Regions from separate parts of the Homo sapiens genome. Here region 1 is linked to region 2. A link is an interaction called in ENCODE POLR2A ChIA-PET data of the cell type or tissue named here. Cell type or tissue: PC-9. All regions are shown on one strand. Links, peaks and the distances in the headings refer to the core of each region. The heading gives the core; the rest is flanking DNA.

Region 1 (5,388 bases), core at 217-5,216, 180 kb after region 2:
AATGTCTAAGGCAGCTATTATATTTCTAAAGAAAGTAGCATTTCATTCAGAGGCTGCCCAGAGTTTAAATTACACCATAGTTTTTCTTTCTTTCTGCAAATCATTCTTTCTGATTTGCAGTTTTTTCCAAACAGAGCCATATTAGTGGAACAAAAGTTTGATGTTCATGCCCAACAAGCTCTGATATTTTATGGATACATTTGTATAAAGCAAGACTTCTTGCTCTGAACCCTGGGTGACCACAAATAAATTGAGGGGCCATGATTATTGGATGCTGAGAGAAAGTAGCATACTTAAACCCACAGTACAGATAATCAGGAGGCAAGCAAAAACAAAGCTATAACTTAGCAGTGGTATTCACCCACCACTTATTCCAAAAACATATTTTGCTTATTAAATAAGGGAAATATGGTCCAGTTTTGCAATGTTAATAGCTGCCAGTCTCTCATATTTTTTATAAATATCATTTCCTGACTAGCAATGAGCTAGGAAACTGGCCTCAAATTCTGACCAAATCTCTCAGTATTAGTTAAAAATAATACAAAACAAAACAGAACAAAAAACCAGCCAACAGGGGTTAAAAGTTGCACAATTAAACTTGAATGTAAATTATACTATATACAGATTGGTATAAACATCACTGAAATGGTTTTGAAAGGATGAAACACTTCTATTTTAACACAATTTCTTCTATATTATCCCAATTTTCATTAAAGGACAACTGATATGTAATTTTTTTCTTTACAGATATGAAAAAGCAAGAAGGCAAAGCTGAGAGAAACAGATGCTACCCACAGGGCAGCGGTGGCATTTGGTTGTTTTGGTCTTTGTACCAGCAATTCCCACTCCCGAGGCAGATAATCCACTTCCTGCCAGACTACACAGTTTTTCTTGCAGTCAAGACACGAACAATGGACCCTACTCCTCCAGCAGCAAGTGCCTAAAAACAAACCAAGATGTAAATGTTGACAGAATAATAAAAGGTCAATTCTCATATTTGGTAAAACATTTTTCTTAAAGAAGGAATGGGCACTGCTATAGACCCTGAATTTATTAGTTAACAAATAATAAATTCTTGAGCACCAATTATGCACCAGGTACTGTTCTTGGCACTGAGGTTACAGTAATAAACAAAACCTTGAAAGTCCCTGCCCTCATGAAGTTACATTCTAGTGAGATACTAGTTTACATTTTAGTACATTAATTCTAAATAATGTTTTAAAAAATCTGCAGCATAGGCCGGGCGCGGTGGCTCACGCCTGTAATCCCAGCACTTTGGGAGGCCGAGGCCGGCGGATCACGAGGTCAGGAGATCAAGACCATCCTGGCTAACATGGTGAAACCCCGTCTCTACTAAAAATACAAAAAATTAGCCGGGCGTGGTGGCGGGTGCCTGTAGTCCCAGCTACTCGGGAGGCTGAGGCAGGACAATGGTGTGAACCCAGGAGGCGGAGCTTGCAGTGAGCCGAGATTGCGCCACTGCACTCCAGCCTGGGCGACAGAGCAAGACTCCGTCTCAAAAAAAAAAAAAAAAAAAAAAAAAAAAAATCTGCAGCATAGTGTTCCTGCTCAAAACAGGTGGACATTCTGCATTTCTCATTCTCACCACATAGTCAGAAGAAAATTCAAACTGGGATCAACCATCCCAACTTCCACTTCGATTAGTCAGCCTTTGTCAGATTTTTTTTCTCCCAAAGAAAGAAGGTATTGTTTAATAGCTAAGAACTTAGAAACTTTAACTCTGACTCTAATTTGAAAAATAGAGAGTAATGATCAAGTATTAGGAATCTGAGCTCTGGTTTCTTTCTGTTCAAAAAATATTTATGGAATACCTTTGTATACTGAGTACTGTGCTAGATGCTGGGGATACAAAAGTGAACAAATACAGCATTTTCTGGTCTAGCATGAGGAGACAGACATATAAACAGGTAATTTTAATCTAATGTATGAAATGAGAGTTGTGCTGCAGGTGCTATTAAAGCACCAGGGAGAGGCTTATACCCAGATTAACAGTATAGAGGAATGTTTCAGCTAAGGCTTCATGGAGGAAATGACACATTAAAAGAATGAGTAGGTGACAGGCTAACACCAGAAAATCATGAGCAAATGTATGGAGGTGTGAAACAATATGGTGCATTCAGGAAAAAGGCTGGCATTGCTATAGCCTGAGGGGAAGAATGACATGGAAGATGAAGCTAGACTTGGGAACTTTGACTTTATCCTGCAGGTGACTGACAAGGGCAATTTTGATTTTAAAGATATCATTTTGATGGCTGGGTGGAGAACAGATTTGAAGGAGGCAAAACTGTTAACTGGGAAACCAGTCAGGAAGCTATGGCAACAGACTGGGAGAGATGCTGTGAACAGCTGCATTAGATACGCTTGAACAGATAGATTTCAGAAATACTTCGAAGATTGGTAAAAACTGGTGACTGACATTTGGAAGAAATGAAGACTTCACACATGCCTCAGTTTCCTCAGTGACAAAAGAGGAATAATAGCAAGCATTTCCCTCCATTTTTATGAGGATTAAATGAGTTAATATTTATAAAGTCCTTTGAAGAATATGTGGAATATAATAAGTAATCAATGTTCACTGCAATCTTGAGGCTATGCTAGAACTACGCTGCTTGGGTTTTAAAGCTAGCTTTTCATCTGTAAATTGAGGATGATAAAGATATTTATATACTTCACAGGGTTGTTGTAAAGGTTAAATAAAACATTAATAGTATGGTACCTGGCAACAGAAAGTGTTCCATGAATAGGGTGCCATATAAATTACTACCCAAATTGGTGCATTTTAGAGTAAAAGGGGGAACTATTGTTTTACTATGTGCTTTTTTCTTATGTTTGTGTTTTCACTCAGATACACTTCAAACACTCAATATTTTTATGACTGGTTCTATTTACATGTTATCCAGTTTTTTACCCAAAGCTCAAAATCACTTATACTCTTTTGACAGATGATGTACCAGCATCTACTTACATTGCAAAATATACACATGAAAATAGAAAAACATGATTTAAGAATTCTTGATCCTCCAAACTCCTAATTCTTTAAAAAAGTTGTAAAATATCTAACACAAAATTTGCCATTTTAACCATCTTTAAGTGTAAAATCCATTGGCATTAATTATATTCACAATGTACTGTAGCCATCACCACTATCTGTTTCCAAAACTTTTTTACCACTCCAAGGAGGAACTCTGTACCTATTAAGCACTAACTCCCTATTCCTTGCTTTCCCTACTTCCTAGTAACCTCTAAGGACTTTCTGTCCCTTTGTGTTTGCCTATCCTAGATTATTTCATATAAGTAAAATTATAAAATATTAGTTCTTTTGTGTTTGGCTCATTTCACTTGGTATGTTTTCAAGGTTTATTAATGTTATAGCATGTGTCAGAATGTCATTCCTTTTAATGGTTGAATCATATTCCATTGTATGTATGTACCACAATTTAGCTGTTCATCTGTTATGATCCTTGTGTTGTTTTCACCTTTTGGTCACTGTGAAAGAATTCTTGATTTGTATTGCTTATTTTCTTTTACAAAGTTTTGATTTAATTCAGAGTTCAAGATTATGTTTAATTACTAATAATCATTGTTGAATAAACACAAGTGTTGGAATCAGAATCTCTTAAGACCAAGGCTAGTAAACATAAATATGAACTATCCTTTTCATGCATTTTATTTGTAATAACAAAAATGTACAACAAATCAAAATGGTTATTTAGGTGAGAGAGGTTGTCATTGTCATTCCCTATTGTAAAAGAACCAGTCATATAGATTTATAATTCATAACTTACCTTTTCATGCCATTGCAGTAACATAGCACTGCTATTGTCAGACGGGCTCTCAAATCCTTTATAAATATACTTCATTAGGAGATCCACACCATTCTTGTCCAGAGATTGAACTGCCTTTTCTATATCATTAGCTTTAAAAGAGATGAGCACCTTCAAGACAATGCTGCCTGCCCGGTCCTGGTGGGTCAATAAATAACAGAACATTTAGACATATCTGTATGAGGAGGGTTTAGAATTTCAGAAAGTCTACACTATGAATGTGACATTTGAGTAAGGACCTGAAGGACGTGAAAGAAGGCTTGGGATAACTGAGGAAAGTGTTTCAGACAGAGGAAAGAACAGTGCTATTAGTGTGTGTTCAGTGTGTTCCAGGAACAGAAAAAAACCCAATGTGGTTGGAGTGGATTGGTGGGAGAAAAGCACGTGAGTAAGTCAGAGGTTATGGGAGGACAGATCGTGTAAGGCCTACAGGCATTGTAAGGAGTTTGGCTTTTACTGAGAGAAATGAGAAGACATTGGAAGGTTTTAAGAGCAGTGCCATAATCTGACTCACATTTTAACAGGATTGCTTTGGCATCTATGTTACAGAAAATAAGCTGTGGGAGTAGGGGATAAGGTAGAAGCAGGGAGAGCAATTAGGAGGCAATTGCAATAATACAGGCTGGATGTGGTAAGCATAGTAGCAGTGGAGGTGGTAAGAAACTAGACAGACTATTAACATAATTGAAGGCAGAGCTGAGAGGATTTGCTAACAGATCAATGTGATAATTTAACAATTTATTAAAACAACATTTAAATTTATGTCTTGATCTTAAAAAAAAAAAATCCCAACAAAACGGCCGGGTGTGGTGGCCCACAGCTGTAATCCCAGCACTTTGGGAGGCCGAGATGGGCAGATCACCTGAGGTCAGGAGTTCGAGACCAGCCTGGCCAAAATGGTAAAACCCTGTCTCTACTAAAAATACAGAAATTATCCAGGCATGGTGGTGTGTGCCTGTGATCCCAGCTACTCGGGAGGCTGAAGCAGGAGGATTGCTTAAACCCGGGAGGCGGAGGGTGCAGTGAGTTGAGATTGCACCACTGCACTCCAACCTGGGTGATAGAGTGAGACTCCGTCTCAAAAAAAAAAAAAAAAAAAAAAAATTCCCAACAAAACAAGGAGGCAGATTTGCAGTTTCACCTTGAATTATCCTTCAGAAGTAATTTTTTCTTAAAAACTTTTTTATTTAAAAATTTTAATAAACCAAGCTGTCTTAAAAGAAAATTGACTGTAATTTATATGAATTGACTGTAGATATGAAATATAGTGATGTTCATTAATAATGATCTTTTTTCTTTGGCAAAAGCCTGCTTCAAAAGCAGTTATTTTCTTACCCATCCGGCCAAGCAAAGGAAACACTTAACTGACCTTTTCAACAATTCGTTTCTCCTTCCATTCAACACAAAGTGATACCTCCAGCATTCCTACTGGTCAGGATTTCACAGAATGTTTCTACCACCTACTGTTATCTTTGGTTTAAAGACTGCAATTACCAGATTTAGAAAAATATCTTTGCATCCACGGTAAAAATGAAATTTCAAC
Region 2 (5,388 bases), core at 175-5,174:
CTTATCTGCTCTCATACAAGCTCAAGAATTTCTGTTATTCACTGGCTTCTTTAACTCTGTGGCACAATTTCACCTCCTAACAGTACCATCATCTTAAGAGTTAGGATTTCAATATATGAATTAGATAGGGACACAAATATTCAGACCATAACAATAAGCGTGGGAAATTTCTTTGCCCTTTAAATGAACAATATCATGATGAGAAGATACCAGGCTGACCCTTTTAAAAGTTAGTGCTTCTAACCAATGTCAGTTCTGAGTAGCTGAGGACACCGTGGTTTCATTGTCCTGTTAGTGGAGAGTGGTTTTCAGAGTGTCATCATGGCTGGAGAACCAGGTCTGGACACACGATCACTCAGGGGCAAGGTGAGTGAGCTACACATGCCCCTGATTTGACTGTGCAGGCCCTACACCTACCAGCTCAACTATCCAATCCTGTGTTTTGAGGCTGTTTGGAGGTATATGATCCAGGATGCCTGAATCAAACCAACACTAAAACCAGAAATACCTAAAAATGAGGCATTGTAAAAATGATGGCAAATATTGTTTCGGTCTATTTCAGCCTCGTTTCTGTTTTTTTTGTTTTTGTTTTTGTTTTTAATGCTTACCACTGGCCCTAAGCATTCTAGGTGCTAGTTACTTCAACAGTGGTCAAGTGAGAGGCTGGGGAAGGGTGGAGCGGCAACTTTGGAATATGGACTTGTAAAGCTGTTTTGTATTGTTACCTGTGCTTCATCCTATATTAAAATGTTTTTTTCTTTCATTGGAAAAGAGCTTTGTAGTTTTACCTTGGCTAAGCTCTTTCTTACTCAGCGGCTTTTGCAAAGCTACAGTGAAGTCATTTTTGCTTATTATTTGTGCTTCTACCTACTTCCAAAAAGAATCTAAGATGACTTATTCCCCAAACAATTGTGCTAACCTTAGGCCTTCATTCTCTTCCAGACCATCTGTTCCTCTTTACCATGAAGTCATAGTACTATATTTGTGACAGCACAATCATTTCCATGGCAACAGGATGTGGTCCTCATCACTGAATCCTGATTTCACTCTGACAAAGATCAAGCAGCAGGGGATTGGGTAGTATATTCCGACATTTTCTATTCTTTTTCAAGTTTAGCATCTCTCTGAAGAAATTCCTACTTTTGATTCTAAAATTTTATACTCAGCCTAGAAATATGTTTTTGCAGAGTTTACATACGAAGTATTTGCCCAGCAAATAATTAAACATGCAAGCCAAAAATAATTTTGTGTGATTTGAGAAAATTCACATAAATCTATACATACACACACTATGATATGTAAACTTGCTTGAAAGTGAGATGATTAGCAAATGCCATTCTGGTTTGTATAAAAGAAAAAAGAACAGCAAATCCATTTAAAAGACGAGAAACTTCTAAGCCTAAGAAATTTGCTTTGATGACTGTGATAAGCAGTGGAAGGGACCTGACCTAGTTCTTACTCAATGCTTTCCTTATCTTCTTCAGCACAAATAAGACACAAAAGGGCCTTCCCATGTGAGCTCAGACTATCTGACCAGGGAAAGATAGTTGGATAGCTTTATTAATATGAATGACCAATATTCCTATAATTCTGTCCATTTGCTTTGATTGCACACAGTTTAATTACACAGTCTTTGGAGAAATTCCTTAGAAAACTATTGCTATACTATGCAATTGAGTTAAAAGTATAAACTTTAAAAAGGGAAGTAGTTACTACAGCATCAGAAAAAAAAATACCTAATTGGTCCATTAATTTAGCAGCTTTACAGGACAGATGGCAAAGACTGTTATAATGAGGCTCTGCTAGACATATTACATAACATAATATATATCATATATATTGTATATAGCATGTTACATATGTGTAATGTCATATGTATTATATAAGATATATGTGTCAGAGAAAAAGAGTAACTTGTAAGACTTGATCATGTTCCCTTCTTCTGTTCTCCTCCAGCTTCCTTGTTGAGTCTAAGGGGTAAGTCGGGGAAAGAAATAGGGAGAAAAGTTGGTAAGGGACAGAAAGAAGAACTGAAGGAGAAGCTAAAGCAATTTACATTAAAAAGAAAAAAAAAGATAAGAATTACCTGCAGTGGAAAAGATCTGGAAGGAAGGGGAAAGGGACAGAGAAAGTAGGGAGGTGAGAGGTGAAGAGAGTGATTGAAATCTGAGCAGGAGCATTTGGACAGCAGCTGCTCTGCAGCGTGGGGCTTTGGGGAAATAGGAAAGAAGGATTTTGACTAAGTTCCATTGTTTGCGATGGGATGTGATTCATCACTTTGCTACTTCTTCAAGAGCCTTCAGTGAAAATAAATTATTTTTCAAAGCTCATTAAAGGTGGATTTGTGATTCTTTTGAATGAGACAAAATATTCGGATGGACTCTAAGGCTACAGAAAGCCTTATTCTGATTTTACAAATATATATGTAAGCAGCCTCTCTTGAGGAAAATAATAAGTGGTGCTATCATTGACTGCTATCTCTGACCCTCGGAGATTATGTTGACCAGAGCTGTCCCAGTCCCAAATAATGCAATATTTGCAGTAGGTACTGTCCAGAGATGGGTGGCCTTCCATGGTCTGGAGTTTCTAACTCTAACGAAACTTAATTTTAGCCTTAAAGGATTTAGGAACTTAGAAGAATCAAATGTGGAAGGGTAGAAAAAGACACAATGATTGCTTCAGAGAGCCCTAGTGCCAAGCCAGTTTTTGAGGCCTACAAGAAGGCAAAGGATAATTACAGAGAGCATCATGATACCTAAAGGACAGGCTTCACTGACAATTGTAGTATTAAGGCCTGCTTCAATCTCACATTGGTCTGAGTCTTATTACAGACTGTAGTTTCTTCAAAAAATGCAGAGCCTTTACTCACGCATAGGAGTATGGTAATAAGTGGGAAGGAAGTCCTTCTGTGAAGGTCATCATCACTTTTGATCTCATCATTATTTTCCTAGTGTGAACATCATAATAGAGGTTATGTAATGATTCAGGGGAGGGCAAGGTAAGACAAGGTGAAAATGATCATCAGGATAGAAATGGGAGGCCAGGGCAAGAGTAGGAAGGCTCAGCGATTCCCAAGTGTCCCACCTAACATTAGTGCATGAGATGCACGGTGATAAAAAAGAGTTCTGTGAGAAGACAATTTTGGGCACAGTGTATAATTGTTTTTCCCTTGGAAAAATACCCACTTGCATGCTATAGGCTCTGAGAAGTTCCAACAAGAAAAAAATTTCTGCTTAAACTACTGTTGCCCAAAATTATTTGATCATAAAACACATTTTAGCAACAACTATTAACATTCCAAGAGACTGGTATTATTCAGAACATACATTGGCTAATATTGGGGCAGATGATGTATCTAAAATCACCTCATAACAGGTTATATTACTGTGATAGCTTTAAAAAATACTGAAGGGCACTGGCCTACTGTCAACCTGTATTCAATTACTGTGACTTTTGGCCTTCCTATAATTTTGGTGTAGGACTTCACCCTACTATACAATCATGGCTTGCTTCATAAAAACTGGGTAGGGTTTGTATGTAACACTCTACAAAGCTTCATCCCTTCCTTCAGTGCTCCCAAATGCTCATTACCTTCATGATGCCTGTTACTACCCAGAAACTCTCATTTGGTAAATCTCCAGGACGTAAACTTTTCTCTGCAGGACTGCATGCATCAGTGTCTTTAAACTCCCTCCCACCAAACCAATCTTATTTTTCAAGAAACAGCTTTCTGCTAGGGAACCAACAAAAATATCCATCCTAATGTCTCCAGGTTAGCCAGGTTACATATTTGCAGCCTGACAGGGACTTCCTGAAAATGTAATGCCTTTATCCTAAAATAAAAATAAAAGAAGTTCCATGGGTAGGGATTTCCAGAACTGGGACAAGTTAACAAAAGGAAATGTTTTGAGTTAGATGGGCCTTTAATGATCCACAGATAATATCCCTTGAGAAGTTGCCTGTTCTCTTTAAAAGAAGGGGACTCAGTCAGCAGGGTGATGCTCTCTTTGAAGGAACCACGCTTGACTGTGTGATATATTTCTTTTAAAAAATACAAGAATCACTGGCACAGAGTCTCATAAGTGTGTGTAGGGGAGGTATCTACATTTAATTAATAAATAGTGTCTCTGCTTGGGTGTGGACTTTAAACTTTTTTTTGTTTATTTTTGAATAGGTAACACACTCATGTATACAAAATCAAAAGGCATATCGTGAAAAGTGAGTTTCTCTTTTTTCTCAGTGATTCTGTTTTCCTCCGCAGAGGCAACCACTATTACCAATTTCTTAAATTTCCTTCCATGGACATTCTATATATAAAAATGTATATATGTATTTTTAAACATATATAATTTTTCTTTTTTTACACAGATGGTAGCGTAATATACATACTACTCTCTATTTTACTTTATCTTTTCATTTATCAAGATATCTTAGCTACCTCTCCATATGGAGAGCTAGTGACGTGGCTATTTTAACAGCTGAGTGTTGTTCACTGAATGCCTGTGCCATTTTGTTTTGCCATTCTATTGAGGGATATATATGTTGTTGCCAATCTTTTGTATTATTAACAATATTGCATTGAACAGACTCACTGGATAAATACCTAGACATGGAATATGTGTCAATATGTATGTGCATTTTTACTTTTGAAAGATATTTCCAACTTTCTCTCCATCCCTTACACATCCATCAACTATTTATGACTGACTACTTCCTCAAACTTTCATCAAAACAATATCTTATCAAATGTTTTAATCTTTTACAGTTTGATAGGTGAAAATTATATGTGTGTGTGTGTGTGTGTGTGTGTGTGTGTGTGTGTTTATAATGCAGGAACCAAAGAGAGAAGTTGCAACTCAGGTAAGTAGAGTGGTGCTGAATTAAAATAATAAGTTTACCTTAGATAAAAAGTAATTTGAGATTTAAGTAGGTTACTTCAAAAAATTAAAGACGGCCAGGCACGGTGGCTCACGCCTGTAATCCCAGCACTTTGGGAGGCCCAGGCAGGTGGATTACAAGGTCAGCAGATCGAGACCATCCTGGCTAACACAGTGAAACCCCATCTCTACTAAAAATATAAAAAAATTAGCCAGGCGTGATGGCAGGCACCTGTAGTCCAAGCTACTCGGGAGGCTGAGGCCGGAGAATGGTGTGAACCCGGGAGGCGGAGCTTGCAGTGAGCCGAGATCGCGCCACTTCACTCCAGCCCAGGCGACAGAGCGAGACTCCGTCTCAACAACAACAACAACAAATTAAAGACACTTTCTACCAAGAAGGATTACACATACATAATTCTGACGGACACTTTTAGAAAAGGAGGAAAACCCATAATCTCCTGAGAGTTTTCTAGCTTCACAATTCTGTGATTTCTGTAATTCCATGGAATAA

The links. ChIA-PET counts read pairs that join two places held together with the same protein. Peaks named below come from ENCODE experiments on the same cell type or tissue, not always from the same donor. Only the 100,000 strongest peaks of a DNase experiment are listed, where the experiment ranks them.
Region 1: POLR2A ChIA-PET joins it to region 2 with 12 read pairs; 3 of 35 experiments call an interaction of 5 or more read pairs at or near these places.

Annotation. Positions count from the first base shown.
Region 1 is chr1:183,626,655-183,632,042 of GRCh38, forward strand. It overlaps ARPC5 (actin related protein 2/3 complex subunit 5), which reads right to left. Exons shown (of 4, transcript NM_005717.4): 3 at 3,807-3,983; 4 at 1-940. The coding sequence ends at 878. Among named protein-coding and RNA genes, the nearest start is that of ARPC5, 6.4 kb to the right of the region's middle. In PC-9, for the core only: no CTCF peak of the experiment used is centred there; no DNase peak of the experiment used is centred there; H3K4me3 peaks cover 115 bases; H3K27ac peaks cover 474 bases.
Region 2 is chr1:183,442,243-183,447,630 of GRCh38, forward strand. LOC105371646 (a long non-coding RNA gene) reads left to right here. Exons shown (of 4, transcript XR_922351.2): 2 at 943-1,077. Among named protein-coding and RNA genes, the nearest start is that of NMNAT2, 27 kb to the left of the region's middle. RefSeq lists a silencer at 1,298-1,498. In PC-9, for the core only: no CTCF peak of the experiment used is centred there; a DNase peak (open chromatin) is centred at 2,239; H3K27ac peaks cover 1,769 bases.